Linked DNA regions of Homo sapiens: region 1 is linked to region 2. A link is an interaction called in ENCODE POLR2A ChIA-PET data of the cell type or tissue named here. Cell type or tissue: GM12878. All regions are shown on one strand. Each heading gives the region's core, and the rest is flanking DNA. Links, peaks and the distances in the headings are about the cores only.

Region 1 (7,952 bases), core at 2,929-5,428, 72 kb after region 2:
AAAGTTGTTGACGGAAATGAAATGTTCTACTCTGGTGAACACATGCATAATAAGAAAGCGAAATAGCCTTATTGCTGATATGGAAAAAGTTTGAGTGGTCTGGATAGAAGATCAAACCAACTACAACATTTCTTCAAGCCAAAGCCTCATCCAGAGCAAGACCCTAACTCTTTTTAATTCTGTGAAAACTGAGGGAGGTGAGGAAGCTTCAGGAGAAAAATTTTAAGCTAGCAGAGGTTGATGCATGAGGTTTAAGGAAAAAAAAGCCATCTCTGTAACTTAAAAGTGCAAGGTGAAGTAGCAAGTGCTAACACATTTAGAAGGTGCAGCAAATTATCCAGAAGATCTAGCTAAGATCATTGATGATGGTGGCTACTCTAAACAAGAGGTTTTCAGTGTAGATAAAACAGCCTTCTATTGGATGAAGATGACATCCAGGATTTTAATAGCTAGAGAGAAGTCAGTGCCTGGCTTCAAACTTCAAAGGACAGGCTAACTCTCTTATTAGGAGATAATACAGCCAGTGACTTGGAGTTGAAGCCCAGCACTCATTTACCATTTCGAAAATCTAAAGGCCCTTAAGAATTATGCAAAATCTACTCTGCATTTGTTCTATAAATGGAAAAACAAGGCTGAGATGATAGCACGTATGCTTATGGCATGGTTTACTGACTATTTTAAACCAACAGTTGAGATCTGCTCAGAAAAAAGAATTCCTAATGGAAAGCACACTTGACTTGGAGACTTGGAGGCAGTGGAAGTAGCCTCAAGTTGTGGCTGAGGTCAGTTACCATCTGTGGGTTTTTTTTGTTTGTTTGTTCGTTTGTTTTTTGAGATGGAGTCTTGTTCCATTGCCCAGACTGGAGTACAGTGGCGCAGTCTCAGTTCACTGCAACCTCCACCCTCCACCTCCCGGGTTCAAGCAATTGTCCTGCCTCAGCCTCTCGAGTAGCTAGGATTACAGGTGCCTGCTACCACACTCGGCTGATTTTTGCATTTTTAGTAGAGGCAGAGTTTCACCATGTTGGCTAGGCTGGTCTCAAACTCCTGACCTCAGGTGATCCACCTGCTTCGGCCTCACACAGTTCTGGGATTACAGACATGAGCCACTGCTCCCAGCCCCATCTGTGTTCTGGCATGGTGGCTCAGAACACCAGCTTTGGCATCATACAAACTGGATTCCAGTCCCAGGCTACCTCTCATTATTTATGTGTTTGTCCTTGAAGAAGCTGCATAACCTTCAGAGCTTCAGTTTCCTCATTTGTAAAATGGAGACATAGCAGTGTCTTCTGCACAGAAATTCTTGCAGGGAGGAAAGGATATATGGTCAAAATGATTTCAGTCCCCTTTCATGCCCTACAAAATGCTGTGTCAAGCTGTACTCAGAAAAATCCACATTACTGGCCGGGCGCGGTGGCTCACACCTGTAATCCCAGCACTTTGGGAGGCTGAGGTGGGCAGATCACGAGGTCAGGAGATCAAGACCATCCTGGCTAACACGGTGAAACCCCGTCTCTACTAAAAATACAAAAAATTAGCCGGGCATGGTGGCGGGCGCCTGTAGTCCCAGCTACTCGGGAGGCTGAGGCAGGAGAATGGCATGAACCCGGGAGGCGGAACTTGCAGTGAGCCGAGATGGCACCACTGCACTCCAGCCTGGGTGACAGAGCGAGACTCCATCTCAAAAAAAAGAAAAAAAGAAAAATCCACATTACTTCTGCCCTCTACCTGAAGGTTGGAGTCTTCAACTTTCTGGGTTGTCCAGCGCACTGGAGCTGCCCAGCACAGTTCATGTGGTCTTGGGCAGATGGTGTTTGGTGATAGAGAAAAGTTGTTGGGTATCTAAAGCAGATACTTTGTTGGCAGAACTGAGATCTAGGATGAAGTGAGAATGTGTTGTGACCTAAAAACCATATTATGTTCCATGGTCTCAAAAAATTTGAGAAATAAGGCTTGTTGACATTCATACCAGACGACATTAGCAGACACCGTATAAATGATAGTTATTTTAACCTATTTATAGTGGCATTATTGGTTTTTCTTTAATTTTTCAGAAAACCATTTGTCAAGATTACAAAGCTAAGTGCTGGGGACATGAAGGTGAATAACAGTTCCTGCCCTCCAGGAAGATCATAATTTAATAATCGAGACAGCCACTTGAAAGATTATAACTACAGCATATAATTATAACCATAAAACAATGTAGTAACCTCTGCTGTAAAAATGGCTTTCTTGGCCGGGTGCGATGACTCATGCCTGTAATCCCAGCACTTTGGGAGGCCAAGGCGGGCGGATCACGAGGTCAAGAGATCAAGACCATCCTGGCCAACATGGTGAAACCCTGTCTCTACTAAAATACAAAAAAAAATTAGCCAGGCATGGTGGTGCACGTCTGTAGTCTCAGCTACTTGGGTGGCTGAGCCGGGGGAATCCCTTGAACCCGGGAGGCGGAGATTGCAGTGAGCCGAGATTGTGCCACTGCACTCTAGCCTGGCTGGAGACAGAGCAAGACTCCATCTCAAAAACAAAAAAAAAAGGTTTTATTCTCTTGTTGTAAATTACATGTTTTAGATTTTTGGTTTTGTAAAGTATCTTGTACTCAATTTAAGCAAAATTTTAAAATTAGAGGCTTAAAAATTGGAAAAGAAGAGGCGAAAATTTTAGTACCTGCAAGTGATATAACTGCTATTTGACAACTGTAAGAGAATCAACTAAAAAACTATCAATGATTAGAGAATACAGCCTTAAGAAGGACTGGTGGATGCAGAAAAAGGGTTCAGGAGAGAGGGTAGGGCTTTCAGGGAACCTGGAATGTTGGAGACTCTCCCGCTCCAGAAGGAGACAATTAGAAAGGGCAGAGTTAGTGCAGAATGGCCTGAGCCCAGGAGGGGAATCTCCTGGGCTTGAGAAGAAAAACCCTTCCTCTGCCAGGCCTAGGGATAGGAGCAGAGCATGCAGGGACTTAGGGCCCAGAGGGAAAGCATAAACCCAAGCTGAGTCAGAGGGGAATTTGTGGGGCTCCTTCTGTCAGATAAGCCAAGAAGTAAGTTCCAAATATATCTTGGAGTTGAAGTTTCTATTCTTTATTGGTCTTCTTCCTGGTGGCCACGGAGTTGGCTGGAAGAAATGGCTCAAGTCCCAAGCAACCAGAGGTAAAGCCACACCAGACAGAACTACTAAGGCTACACTCCATTTATGAGATGCAAACTCAGAGCAGATGGAGCAGGAGTTTGCACAGCAGCCTCTAAGAGAGTGCTTAGCTTAGGCCGGGCACAGTGTCTCACACTTGTAATCCCAGCACTTTGGGAGGCCAAGGCAGGCAGATCACCTTGGAGAGGTCAAGAGTTCGAGACCAGCCTGGCCAACATGGCGAAACCCCGCCTCTACTAAAAATACAAAAATTAGCTGGGTGTGGTGGCACATGCCTGTAATCCCAGCTACTCCAGAGGCTGAGGCATGAGAATCACTTGAACCCAGGAGGTGGAGGTTGCAGTGAGCCAAGACTGTGCCACTGCACTCCAGCCTGGGCAACACAGTGAGACTCTGTCTCAAAAAAAAAAAAAAAAGAGAGAGAGAAAGTGCTTAGCATGATAATTTCATCATCCTGTGGCTGATTCTTTGAGAGTCTAGTAAGAACATCCTAATAATTAAAGTCCTGGGGTCTTGCCATGGACTGACAGGCAAGAGAGGTCTTGCCATGGACTGACAGGTAAGGAGTGGAGAATATTGAAAGTCTGCAGTCCTGGTTAGAAAATGGGCAAAGAAGGAAAGAAAACTAGAGGATCCTACAGGAAAGATATGAAGTGTGGCATGGTGGCTCAGAACACCAGCTCTGGCATTATACAAACTGGATTCCAGTCCCAGGCTACCTCTTGCTATTTATGTGTTTGTCCTTGAAGAAGCTGTATAACCTTCAGAGCTTCAGTTTCCTCATTTGTAAAATGGAGACATAGCAGTATCTTCTGCGCAGAAATTATTGCAGGGAGGAAAGGATATAAAGTATCTAAGTGCTTGGCACAATCCCAGGCACACAGTGTATGTGCAATAAATGCTAGAAATTTTTATTATTATCAATCCTCTTTCTTCTTGTCTTGAAAGTAGTGAGATTGTGCAATAAAAGAACATCAGTGGGGCATTTCCTCTTTCACAAGCAGCAAATAACTATCAGACTACACTTCCAGGTGAAGTCCACATTCCTTGTGGACATCGTCCTGAAATGCTGGTCCCAAAGGGCATGGCCAAAATCGAGGTGCAGGTGTTGAAAGACGTTTTATTTCTCACTCTGTCTCTCTAACCTTGAAATCAGCCAGAGTTAAGGCATCTGGATGACTCATAACAAGCATCTGTAGAGAAGAGTACTTTCTGCTCTGGTCAGAGGAAGAATTAACAAGCCATTTGGTATTGCAACCTTCTCAGTCAGAATGCCAGGACTGGCTCTTGCCCTGTGCCTGAACTGTCACCAATAATCCATTTTAACTCCTTTTAAATTCTGAATAGTGGCTTCAATGACTGTGAGAGTTTGGGGTGGGGTTGAAGGGGGCAACTTTTTGAGGCTTGAATATGCACAAATAAATTAGGTGGCTATTTAATATTGGGTTTGTTAATCTGTATTTGTAATACAACAGATAAGATATATGCATTATTTAAAATGTCCTGTGGTTTCAATTTTGTAAGATTGATAAGACGGTGGATGTATTTGCACTTGAATTAAATTAGAAATATTGGTCATCATCTGTCATGTAAACTAAACTTAAGCCTTAGGCCATGATTTCCTGATTTTATAATCAAGAATGCCTTCAGCCCTCATGGGCATGCCAAAGTCACCAAATTGTGCCTTTGCTCCACCAGGATGTTTAGTTTCCACTAGATAGTTCCACTTTAAGACTACAGAACTTAAACTTCCTCAGGAATGTCAGTTTTGCAATGTGGCCTCTAAGTCACGGTGTTCACACCCTGGAAAATTCTATGATTTTCCCAATACTTTATTTATTTATTTATTTATTTGAGACAGAGTCTCACTCACTCTGTCACCCTGGCTGGAGTGCAGTGGCACAATTTCAGCTCACTGCAACCTTCATCTCCTGGGTTCAAGTGATTCTCCTGCCTCAGCCTCCTGACTAGCTGGGATTATAGGCACAGGCATGCACCGCCATGCCCAGCTAATTTTTGTATTTTTAGTAGAGATGGGGTTTCACCATGTTGGCAAGGCTGATTTCTAACTCCTGGTCACAAGCAAGCCGCCCGCCTTGGCCTCCCAAAGTGCTGGGATTACAGGTGTGAACTACTGCACCTGACCCCCAATACTTTTAAAATAAATCTTTTTTGTGCTAAATTAGCTGAAGTTGGCTTCCATTGCTTACTGCAGAGAGCCGTGATTGACATACATCTTCTGTGCATCAGTTTTTCCATGTGACATATTGGTACTATTAATTATATATTATAAAACTGGGCATTAAAATGTTAAATAAATAGTCTAAATATTTTTTGTGCAAATAATTGCCAAGAAAATTATTTCACATTTAAAAATGCAATTATGCCACTTGCTTTTTTCTTCATTATTCCATTTTCTTTCAAAGACATACACAGGTATTAAAATAAGTAAAAAAAAGTTCTTGAGTGTGTTGGAAAGTGTTTTTTTTTTTTTTTTGAGACGGAGTCTCTCTCTGTCGTTCAGGCTGGAGTGCAGTGGCACAATTTCAGCTCACTACAAGGTCCGCCTCCCAGGTTCACGCCATTCTCCTGCCTCAGCCTCCTGAGTAGCTGGGACTACAGGTGCCCACCACCACGCCCAGCTAATTTTTTGTATTTTTAATAGAGATGGGGTTTCACCACGTTGGTCTGGCTGGTCTTGATCTCCTGACCTCGTGGTCCACCAGCCTTGGCCTCCCAAAGTGCCGGGATTACAGGCATTAGCCACCATGCCCGGCCGGAAAGTGGTTGGTTTTTAAAACAGCTGTAAAATATCTTGGTGATAGAAATATTATAATATCTTGAACATTATGAATATTGAAATTTTGCTTAATGAAAAGTGTTATTTTTGAAAACAAAACGTTTTGAGCTTCTAGGAAGAATGACAGGATGAGATATAAGATATTCTTATTTAAGCATGTTACTATAGACCTATAAAGGACTTAGACACATGTCCACATGCAGCTGCAAGAAATGGCACGACCAGCTCATCATGGGGGTTCTACTATATGAACCAAAGGAAGAATGGACATGAAGGTCTTTGCCACATGGGTTTCCTCCACAGCAAAAAATACAAACAACATTATCATTTTTAACAAATGCATAGATATTTATATTTCACATTCTCCTTTAATTCAATATTGTTTTAGTATCAGCTTTATATTTTACATGGAGTAAGCATTTTTCTCACTTGATAAGGTCTGTATTTCAAAGAGAAACTTGAAAAGAACTAGATAAGATGAGGAAATATATGGAGACACCCAGTCACAGAGGCCAATAGTCGACCCAGTGGCAGTCAGAGCCTCCGTAATTAGAGATTTGTGCTTAGTGGGCAGACGATGCTGTATTGGGCAGTGGGAGAAAAATGGCAGCAATATTAGGGCAACAAACACACGACATAGTCCTGATTTTCTCCGTCTGTGTCCCTATTACCATCTATGCAATGAAGATTGAATAATTGTTTCTTTTTTTATTTAGAAAGAAAAAATGTAAACTCATGCTTTAATTATCTCAAATACTTGATGATAAAAAATAAAACAAAATAAACCCATGGTTCAGATTGTTCTGAAGTTTCAAGGAAATGTATGCTTCTGTTTTCACATTTTTCCAACTAAGTATTATTTAGTGAATTAATGTCAGATTTTGTTTTCTTGTCTATGTCACTTATGGTTCAAACCATAGAGTACATAGAATTTAATATGGGATAGTGTTGGATATAAAATAATACAAAAAATAGGATCCCTGCTTTCAAAGAGCCCTTAGACTCTCAACTATAGGGCCCGGCACGGTGGCTCATGCCTGTAATCCCAGCACTTTGGGAGGCTGAGGCAGGCAGATCACTTGAGTCCAGGAGTTCGAGACCATCCTGGCCAACATGGTGAAACTGTCTCTACTAAAAATACAAAAATTAACTGGGCTGGTGGCACACGCCTGTAATCCCAGCTACTCGGGAGGCTGAGGCACGAGAATCGCTTGAACTTGGGAGAGGGAGGTTGCAATAAGCTGAGGTCATGCCACTGCACTCCATCCTTTATGACAGAGTGAGACTGTCTCAAATAAATAAATGAATGAATGAATAAATAAATAATCTCAACTATGAGTAACTGCAAGGATCTGCTAGTTGATCTCCCTGAACACTGTCTCTGTTCTCTGTCCAGTTCACCATCCACTCTGCAGTTAATCTCCCACTGCTTTTATGATGTCTCATCACTATCATCAATGGCTTCCCATTTCTGTTAGGACAGCTTTCAAGGCCCTCCACAATATGGCCTGAACCTACTTGTCTGATGTGGTCTTCTACCACCCGGGAGAGTGAATCAGGCAGCCAGGCCAGTGTTTCAACTGTTCCCAGACCAGCAATCCAGGCTCTTCCTCACGCTGTTGCCTCCAACTCAGCATGCCCAGCCTCCTCCTTTCCATCTATCCAGGTCCCAGCCATCCTTCCTCTCCATTGAAACTCTCCCAACCCCTCCCTTATATATCCATATCTTGCTTCTGATTTCCTTTTCATCCTAGGCATTTTCACATTGCTATTTAACTGCTTTAAGAGTGTGTGCCCTTCCTTTTTTGTTTATTAAACAAATGCTTAATGAACACTTACTGTCTGCCAGACGATGTGATCAGCACTTGATAGACAGCAGTGAACAAAACCAACCTTTTCTCTACCCTCATTCTACCCTTAAGTGAGGCAGGATAAACTGTAAATAAATAAGCAAGCGTAAAGTAATTCCAAATGCTAAGGGCTACAAAGGCAAAACCAAAAA
Region 2 (7,952 bases), core at 3,659-6,158:
ATTTTTTGAATTTTTAGTAGAGACAGAGTTTTACCATATTAGTCAGGCTGGTCTCAAACTCCTGACCTCAGGTGATCTACCCACCTCAGCCTCCCAAAGTGTTGGGATTACAGGCGTCAGTCACTGTGCCCGGCCGGGATCTAATCTTAAAAATTTATCTTAGAAGCGCCTTTCAAATTTTTTTTTTAATGGAAAGAGAAAAATGGGGTAAAAATCCCAAGTTCATGGTTAAAAATCTGACATTTTAGCCAAAAATTGTGCATTTAGGTGTTCTTTTTAAAAGTAAATCACAGAACTAAGCTAAATACAGATGTTCCTTGACATATGATGGGTTATAGCCCAGTAAACCCATTGTTAAGTTGAAAACGTCTTAAGTTGAAAATGCATTTAATGCACCTAATCTACTGAACGTAACCACTCTTAGCCTACACTACCTTAAATGTGCTCAGAACACACACTTAGCCTACAGGTGGGGAAAGTCATCTGGCAACAGAGGACACCGTAGGGTACTGGTTGTTTTGAGATCACATGGCTGACTGGGAGCTGCAGGTTACTGCTGCTGCCCAGAATTGCTAGAGTATTTCACCACCTATCACTAGCCTTGGAAAAAATCAAAACCCCAAATGCAAAGTATGGTTTCTATTGAATGTGTATCACTTTCACACCATCCTAAGTTGGGGATCATCTGTATTCTTAAGGTTTGGTTTTGTTTTCGTAGTTCTGACTGATGGAAACTACCTAAAATGCATTTCCTTTTCAGTAACTTTCAATAAAACAATGAAATGACACGTTTTTGGTGATAGTTGTTATCCCCTGAAAACACAGTAAAAATACGTGAAGTACCCATAAAAGACCATTTAACTTTCAGAGAGGAACTATATCGATAAGCAGAGCAGCACCTGGGCACGTCTCCTATCACCTGAGAAACAGGTGTAACCGTGTCACTGCACTCACTGCTCCTGGCCAACTCCTCCATCTGCTGGGTTCCCTCTCATTGGCCCCTGTCTGAATTTGAGTCCTTATTATCTCTCACAGGAACCTCTGTAGGATACAGGAGGCCTTCCTGGTCCCCTACCTGTGCGTCTCTTTAACTGTCCCCAAAGCATCTCCCACTCTGACACTTTGTGTTCCAGTTATTCTGCCATCCTCTCAGGACTTTGTGCTTCTATGCATGCCTGGAATGCCCACACCACTGATGTCCACTGGCCAACTCCTACTCATGCTTCATGTCCCATCTCAAATGGTCCCTGTGAAGGCTTCCCCTCAGGTGCTCCTTCACCTAACTGCCACTGCACTTAAAGTCCTTCATTATAGGACTTTCCTTACTGTATGCCTACATGGTTTGCATTATATGTCTCTCTGACCACTAAACTGCAAGATCCTTTGAGGGCTGAGAATATTTTTATCATTAGCATTGTGCCTATCACATTGATATTCCAAGAAATCACTGAATGAACGAATGAATGAATGAATGGAAAGTGTCCAAATCGACCAGGTACAGTGGCTCACACCTGTAATCCCAGCACTTTGGGAAGCCGAACGGGGAGGATAGCTTGAGCCCAGGAGTTCAAGACCAGCCTTGGCAACACAGCAAGACTCTATCTCTAAATTTAAAAATTAGCCAGGCATGGTGGCGCACACCTGTAGTCCCAATTACTCAGGATGCTGAGGTGGGAGGATCACTTGAGCCCAGGAGATTGAGGCTACAGTGAGCCATGGTTATGCCACTGCACTCCAGCCTGGACAACAGAGCAAGACGCCGTCTCAAAAAAAAAAAAAAAAAAAAGAGAGAGAAAGTGTCAGAATAATAGTATCAAACACTTATATGATGTTTAGCACATACCAGACAGTGTTTTGGGTGCTTTGAAAATATTAACTTATTTAAACTTCCCAACAATACCTGACACCAGTACTATTATCATTCCCATTTCACAGATAAGGAAACAGTTACAGAGAGATTACATAACTTGTCCAAGGCTGCACAGTATGTGATAGATCCAGGAGGTGACTAAGCAGTTGACTCTAAAGTCTGCGTTCTTAACCACTATGCCTCAAAAAATGCCCTCTATGACTAAACCCCAATATTTTTTGATATACAACTTCAAATATGCTGCTGCAATACTGCTTTGCTTCATTAACAAAAATAACTTGCAGTTGGCCTTACAAAAACAATCAGTACTGCAAAGTTTCTCAGATCTTTGACACTGAGTTTACTTGTAAATCAGATTCCAATACTCCCTAAGAGAATAAAATGTGACTTCCACAAAATCTGAGTGGAATCTATCAAATAATCCAAATAGGTCTATTAGCCCAGATAAATATGATCATAAATCTGATGGGCTTCTTTCATATTAAAGAGACACATGGTTTGTTGTGGCTAGCTTTACAGAACTGGTGTAGTGAGACATTCCAATCATAAACCTGAGGTCATTTATCAGCCTACTAATGGAAAGCACAATGACAATGAGATCACTAAATCTGCTATGCATATAGCAAGCTACCTAAAAAGCCTTTCCCAAATTAACAAAGTGGGGAATTAAAGAAAAGCTCCATATTTGGGAAACTGGCATTGTTTGGTACTGAAGACATTTTATCTGGATGACAAATAGAAGCACTCCAAAGCAATAGTGTTTCCTGACCTATTACAAGGATGCTATGTGAATCTACCACAAACTTGGAATAGCTGATTCCCTGGAAAGAACACTGGGCAAGAAATTAGAAGTCCCAATGTTTAGTTCTAGCTCTATCACTATGTGACACTTTTTTTTTTTTTTTTGAGATGGAGTCTCGCTCTGTCACCCAGGCTGGAATGCAGTGGCGCGATCTTGCCTCATTGTAACCTCCGCCTCCTGGGTTCAAGCAATTCTCCCGCCTCAGCCTCCCGAGTAGTTGGGACTAAGGGCGCACACTGCCACACCCAGCTAGTTTTTTTTGCATTTTAGTAGAGACGGGGTTTCACCGTGTTGCCCAGGCTGGTCTCGAACTCCTGAGCTCAGGCAATCTGCCCGCCTAGGCCTCCCAAAGTGCTCTAAGTGATTTTTAAGCAAATTATTCAACCTCTCTATGCCTTGGTGCCCTTGTCCTTAAGATGGGGGTGTAATCTATATAAGCTCTAATACTGTAAAATTCTGTAATTCATCTGGGCTATGTTTTGCTTTGTACTGAACATCAAGCAGCATGCTGGAATCACCAACAAACAGATCCTGTGACATCACTTCATGTCACTGTGTGTGGGACTCACACAGATGGTAGGAAAGTGACCTGCTGGTTGTTGGATAGAGGACAAATGAGCAGCAATTCCTATCAAAGGCAAAAGAAATGCTTCCAGAATTCACAGAAGCCCAGCTTCACACATCACTGCATAATTATAAATGGCTGCAAAGGAATAGCAGCCAAAATGACAACTTGGTGTCCATTTATAAGGACTGGAACTGTGCTTTAAGCAGCCTTTGAGCCAGAGGTGGAGTTGGAAACAGTCTCACATGCCTCAGGATCTCCATAGTCGTTAAGTGAGAGAACTCTGGGCTCATACTGATCTTTATAGCTACATCTTCCAAGGAGCATATCACTATTTGTAAAGTCATATTTGAAAGAATGGCACTACCAGTGCAATCCTGTTATTAGCAGAGATCATTTGAACATCGATTCAGATTCACCAATGGTCAGTGCATATTTCCTCCCTATATTTAACAAAACCTAACAAACAGAATTTCGACATCCAAAAATGGAGTATTTGATTGTGTAAATTAAGATAAATCTATAAAATAGAATACTATGCACTTATTAAAATAACTAGCATATTTACATTTATTGTTATACAAAGATACACATGATATGTGAGCTCCATTGGTTTTTCACTGTAGTCTCCACTGCACTTAGAAAAGTGATGGACTAGCACATTGTACATTCTCAAAAAAGATTTCTTGAATGAATAAATGAGTCAAAGACATGTAAAGGAAAAAACAAATTTAAAGTATGTGTTCCGCCCAGCCCTATTTTTGTAATCATACAAACATGGTACAGATGAAGTATGGAAGTGCATATAATCAAAACAATATAGCTATTGCCATGAAGGGATTGTGGGGAATTTTACTTTTCTTCTGGAAATACTATCATTATCGTACTTTTTAACAACAAACATTTACTACTTTTGTAATTGGAAAGCAAAAGTTAGTACTACTCTGCAAATAGGAATATTTGACATAAATATGCAAAAATTGGTAAAACCTAAGTTGGTAAAATATTAAGACCCTCCCCAAGAAACACCCCAGCATTATAAAGGAATACACCCATACTTGCATTTTTCTGTGAGCTCAACTAGTTAGCATACCAAATTAATTATTACGAGTAACCTAACTATACTTGCCATAGGGTAAGCTATTGGTCATGGGGGGTTTAAAGGGAAAAAAATATGTAACATCTACTGTTAATGCAGCAAAGATGTTCTCTTAGATTGGAAAAGCCAGTATACACAATATTGTCAAAAGACCTTCCCCACAGCACACAAACTCAAACGGCATTAATACGTGAGTCACTTCCTGACCATGTGGGTTTGTGGTACGGCTGAACCGTGCCTATAAAAAAAAAGTAAGGTACACCTTTTTGCCACAGATCTGGCAGCAAGATGTGTCCTTCTGGGCTCAGTGAGCTCTCCACTTATGAATCTTTTCCTCTGTGGTGCCCTATAATATTCCTAAGAGGAGAAAGAAAAGACAGCCTTAATTTGTTGCTGTGCCCTGGGAAAGATGAGCAGAGCAAATTTCCTCTGAGTGCCTTTTTCTCTTTATCTAACTAGAACCCTCTAGCTAGAATTTCTGTCTGTTCTGTCACTTCCTATACTTTCCACATCTCAGCTAATCTCACTTGAGAAAGTACTGGTTTCAAAATGCATCATTACAGACAGAGAATGCATCTGCCACATGGAATAAATAGTATCTGTGTTTAATCTGTCGAGTGGGAGAAGTCAGAGGAGCTGGGAACAATTTACTGGGAGAACACACTGAGCAGTCTCCAGGCAATCAACAGTTCAGGTGTGAAGATCATGTTCTTCTGAGGCTTCTTGTTTGAGTAAAGGTAAACTTTGCTGTCTGAAACTCCCACTAATTAAAGCCTAGGGACAGGTGTCTCCCTGGACTTTCTACATGAGTGTAACTATCGGCTTCGTTAGGTGTGGTTTGGCTTCAGTCAGGCAACCTCTCAACTAGATCTAGCTTCTCACCGGCAGGAAGCTTCATCACTGATCTGCAAACCAGCTGGGACCCGGGCCAACCCGGGTGAACGTGAAGAGAGCTGCTCATTTCCACTGGCAGGAAATCAATCTTGGAAATGCCCTTTCCACAGCAGAAAATCAGATAACAAATCGAGCTAGAGTTTGGAGCACCATATAAAGAAAGCTGTGTTCCCTAGCAATTAAACATTAACTCTTCTGCAGTGACAACAGTACACTCTCCTGGTGGTTCTAAGACCCAGCAATTTTATTTGCTATAAAGAGTCAAGCAAGTCACTTTATTCTTCATTTCTCCTTAGATATCTCCAAGGCCTTAGTTCAATTCCAAATCACCACAAAGCCTTCTCCAGGCCATCTTGATTCCTCCCCCGCCCCCAACCCTTATCTATCTATTCCACATATTTTGGTAAGGAGAACATCAGGCTTGCCCATTACTTCACTACTGTGTGTGTAGAGAGCCTTCTCTCTTCTGCTTATTGAATTGCAAGCCTCTGGAGACAGGAACACTGGCTTACCTATGCTTTATTTCTATCAGCAAACAGTCAGAGGAAAGATGTCCCCAGAATGTGTCAATAGATCATTGTTCAAAAACAAAGTGAATGACTATCCTTTGCCTGCTTCTAAAGGTAAAAACCAGTGAGATCTAAGAAAACGAAAATGTGGGTTTTCAAAAGAAAACACCATTTGAGTTGGATCTTATTTATTTGTGTGGTTCATCCACTTGCTAGGTATCCGCACCAATATTTAAATTGCTGGCTGAATTTCTAACCATCAGCTTGTTTTTGGTCTATCATCTCCTACCATTTGTCATTTTTATGACCAAGAATGCCTAAGCAAAGACTTAGGAAAAGGAGGGGCCAGGCAGAGAAACATAATGTAAAATAACACTGGAGCACTGTTAGAACTCGTTTTTATTCTTGTTGCATACAAAAGGCAGAACAGACTGTCCTGATTGCCTGAACAAGCCACACACTTGACATCGCCAATGTTATTGTAGCCTGCTGTGCCTGGCAAAACCCACTTCTCTCTCAAATTCAGGCTCAGATATAACCCCTCCCCTGTGAAGCTTAGCGACAGCCTGAAGTAGAACTCATCATGTCTTATTAAGCCCTCTGTCTTTGTCCATTCAGGGTGCTGTAAGGAAATATCAAAGACTAGGTGGCTTATAAACAACAGAAATCTATTTTTCACAGTTTCTAGAGGCTGCAAAAGTCCAAGATGAAGGCACCAGCAGATTTGGTGTCCAGTGAGGGCCCACTTCTGGTTCAAACATGACTGTCTTCTTGTTATGTCCTCACATGGCAGAAGAGGCAAGGGAGCTCTCCTGAGTTTCTTTTATAAAGGCAGTAATACCATTCATCTAGGCATTCATCTAGGTCAGTGGTCCCCAACCTTTTCAGCACCAGGGACCAATTTCATGGAAGACAATTTTTCCACGTATGGGGGCTGGGGGTTGAGGAGTATGGTTTCATGATGATTCAAACCCATTACATTTATTGCTTTTTTTTTTTTTTCCTGACACAGGGTCTTGCTCTGTTGCCCAGGCTGGAGTGCAGTGATGCCAACTCAGCTCACTGCAACCTCCACCTCCCAGGCTCAAGCCATTCTTGTGCCTCAGCCACCCAAGTAGCTGGGATTACAGGCATGCACCACCACACCTAGCTGATTTTTGTATTTTTAGTAGAGATGGGGTTTCGCCATGTTGGCCAGGCTGGTCTCAAACTCCTGACCTCAAGTGACCCGCCCACCTTGGCTTCCCAAGGCGCTGGGATTACAGGCATGAGCTACCGGATCCAGCCTATTTCTATTATTTTTACATTATAATATATAAGGAAATAATTATACAACTCACCATAATGTAGAATCACTGGGAGCCCTCAGCTTGTTTTACTGCAACTAGACGGTCCCATCTGGGGTGATGGCAGACAGTAACAGATCATCAGGCATTAGATTTTCATAAGGAGAGTACAACCTAGATCCTTTGCATGTGCAGTTCACAATAGGATTGGCACGCCTATGAAAATCTAATGCTGCTGCTGATCTGACAGGAACTCAGGCAGTAAAGCCAGCAAAGCAGAGCGGCTGTAAATACTGATGAAGCTTTGCTTACTCGCCCACTGATCACCTCCTGCTGTGCAGCTCAGTTCCTAACAGGCCACAGACAGGTACTGGGGGTTGGGGGATCCCTGATCTAGGTGATCACCTCCTAACGGCCCCACCCCCTAATATCCTTACATTAGGGGTTAGGATTTCAACATATTAATTTGGGGAGACACTTCAGTTTATAGCATCCTCTTAGCATTATGCTATAACTGGCTATACATGTGTCTTCCTTTATATTAAATTGTGAAATTCATTGGGTTGCATAAGGAAGTTATTCAAAATATTTTTTCAAAGATTTTAGCTTGTGTTACTTGATTGTGAGAATAACTGAGGTACACTGAATTTAAGTGACCTATTCAAAGCCCTAAACCAAATCAACAATAAGGTATGGGCAGACCCCAATAATTCTGACCCGTGTCCCAAGAGTCCAGCCAACTGACTGCGTCTTTGTGAAAGAACATCTATCAGCTGTGAATGAAAAGGAAGTATTAGATGAGAAGATAGTGCTTGTCCATCTCTGAGCTGCTGATGGACTAGGAATCCTGGCTCACTGTAGTGACCCAGGAGCACTATCCAGAGCCTTCTCTCCCAAGACATCCCATCAGGGCTCTTTCCTAAGGGC

What was found. Peaks named below come from ENCODE experiments on the same cell type or tissue, not always from the same donor. Only the 100,000 strongest peaks of a DNase experiment are listed, where the experiment ranks them.
Region 1: POLR2A ChIA-PET joins it to region 2 with 5 read pairs; 12 of 35 experiments call an interaction of 5 or more read pairs at or near these places.

Annotation. Positions count from the first base shown.
Region 1 is chr6:52,314,355-52,322,306 of GRCh38, reverse strand. No RefSeq gene overlaps it. Among named protein-coding and RNA genes, the nearest start is that of MCM3, 34 kb to the right of the region's middle. RefSeq lists an enhancer at 3,004-3,063 and a silencer at 4,249-4,308. In GM12878, for the core only: no CTCF peak of the experiment used is centred there; a DNase peak (open chromatin) is centred at 4,336.
Region 2 is chr6:52,387,168-52,395,119 of GRCh38, reverse strand. All of the region lies in intron 1 of PAQR8 (progestin and adipoQ receptor family member 8), which reads right to left. Among named protein-coding and RNA genes, the nearest start is that of PAQR8, 29 kb to the right of the region's middle. RefSeq lists enhancers at 4,855-5,064, 3,706-6,190. In GM12878, for the core only: no CTCF peak of the experiment used is centred there; DNase peaks (open chromatin) are centred at 4,569 and 5,039; H3K4me3 peaks cover 1,471 bases; H3K27ac peaks cover 2,500 bases.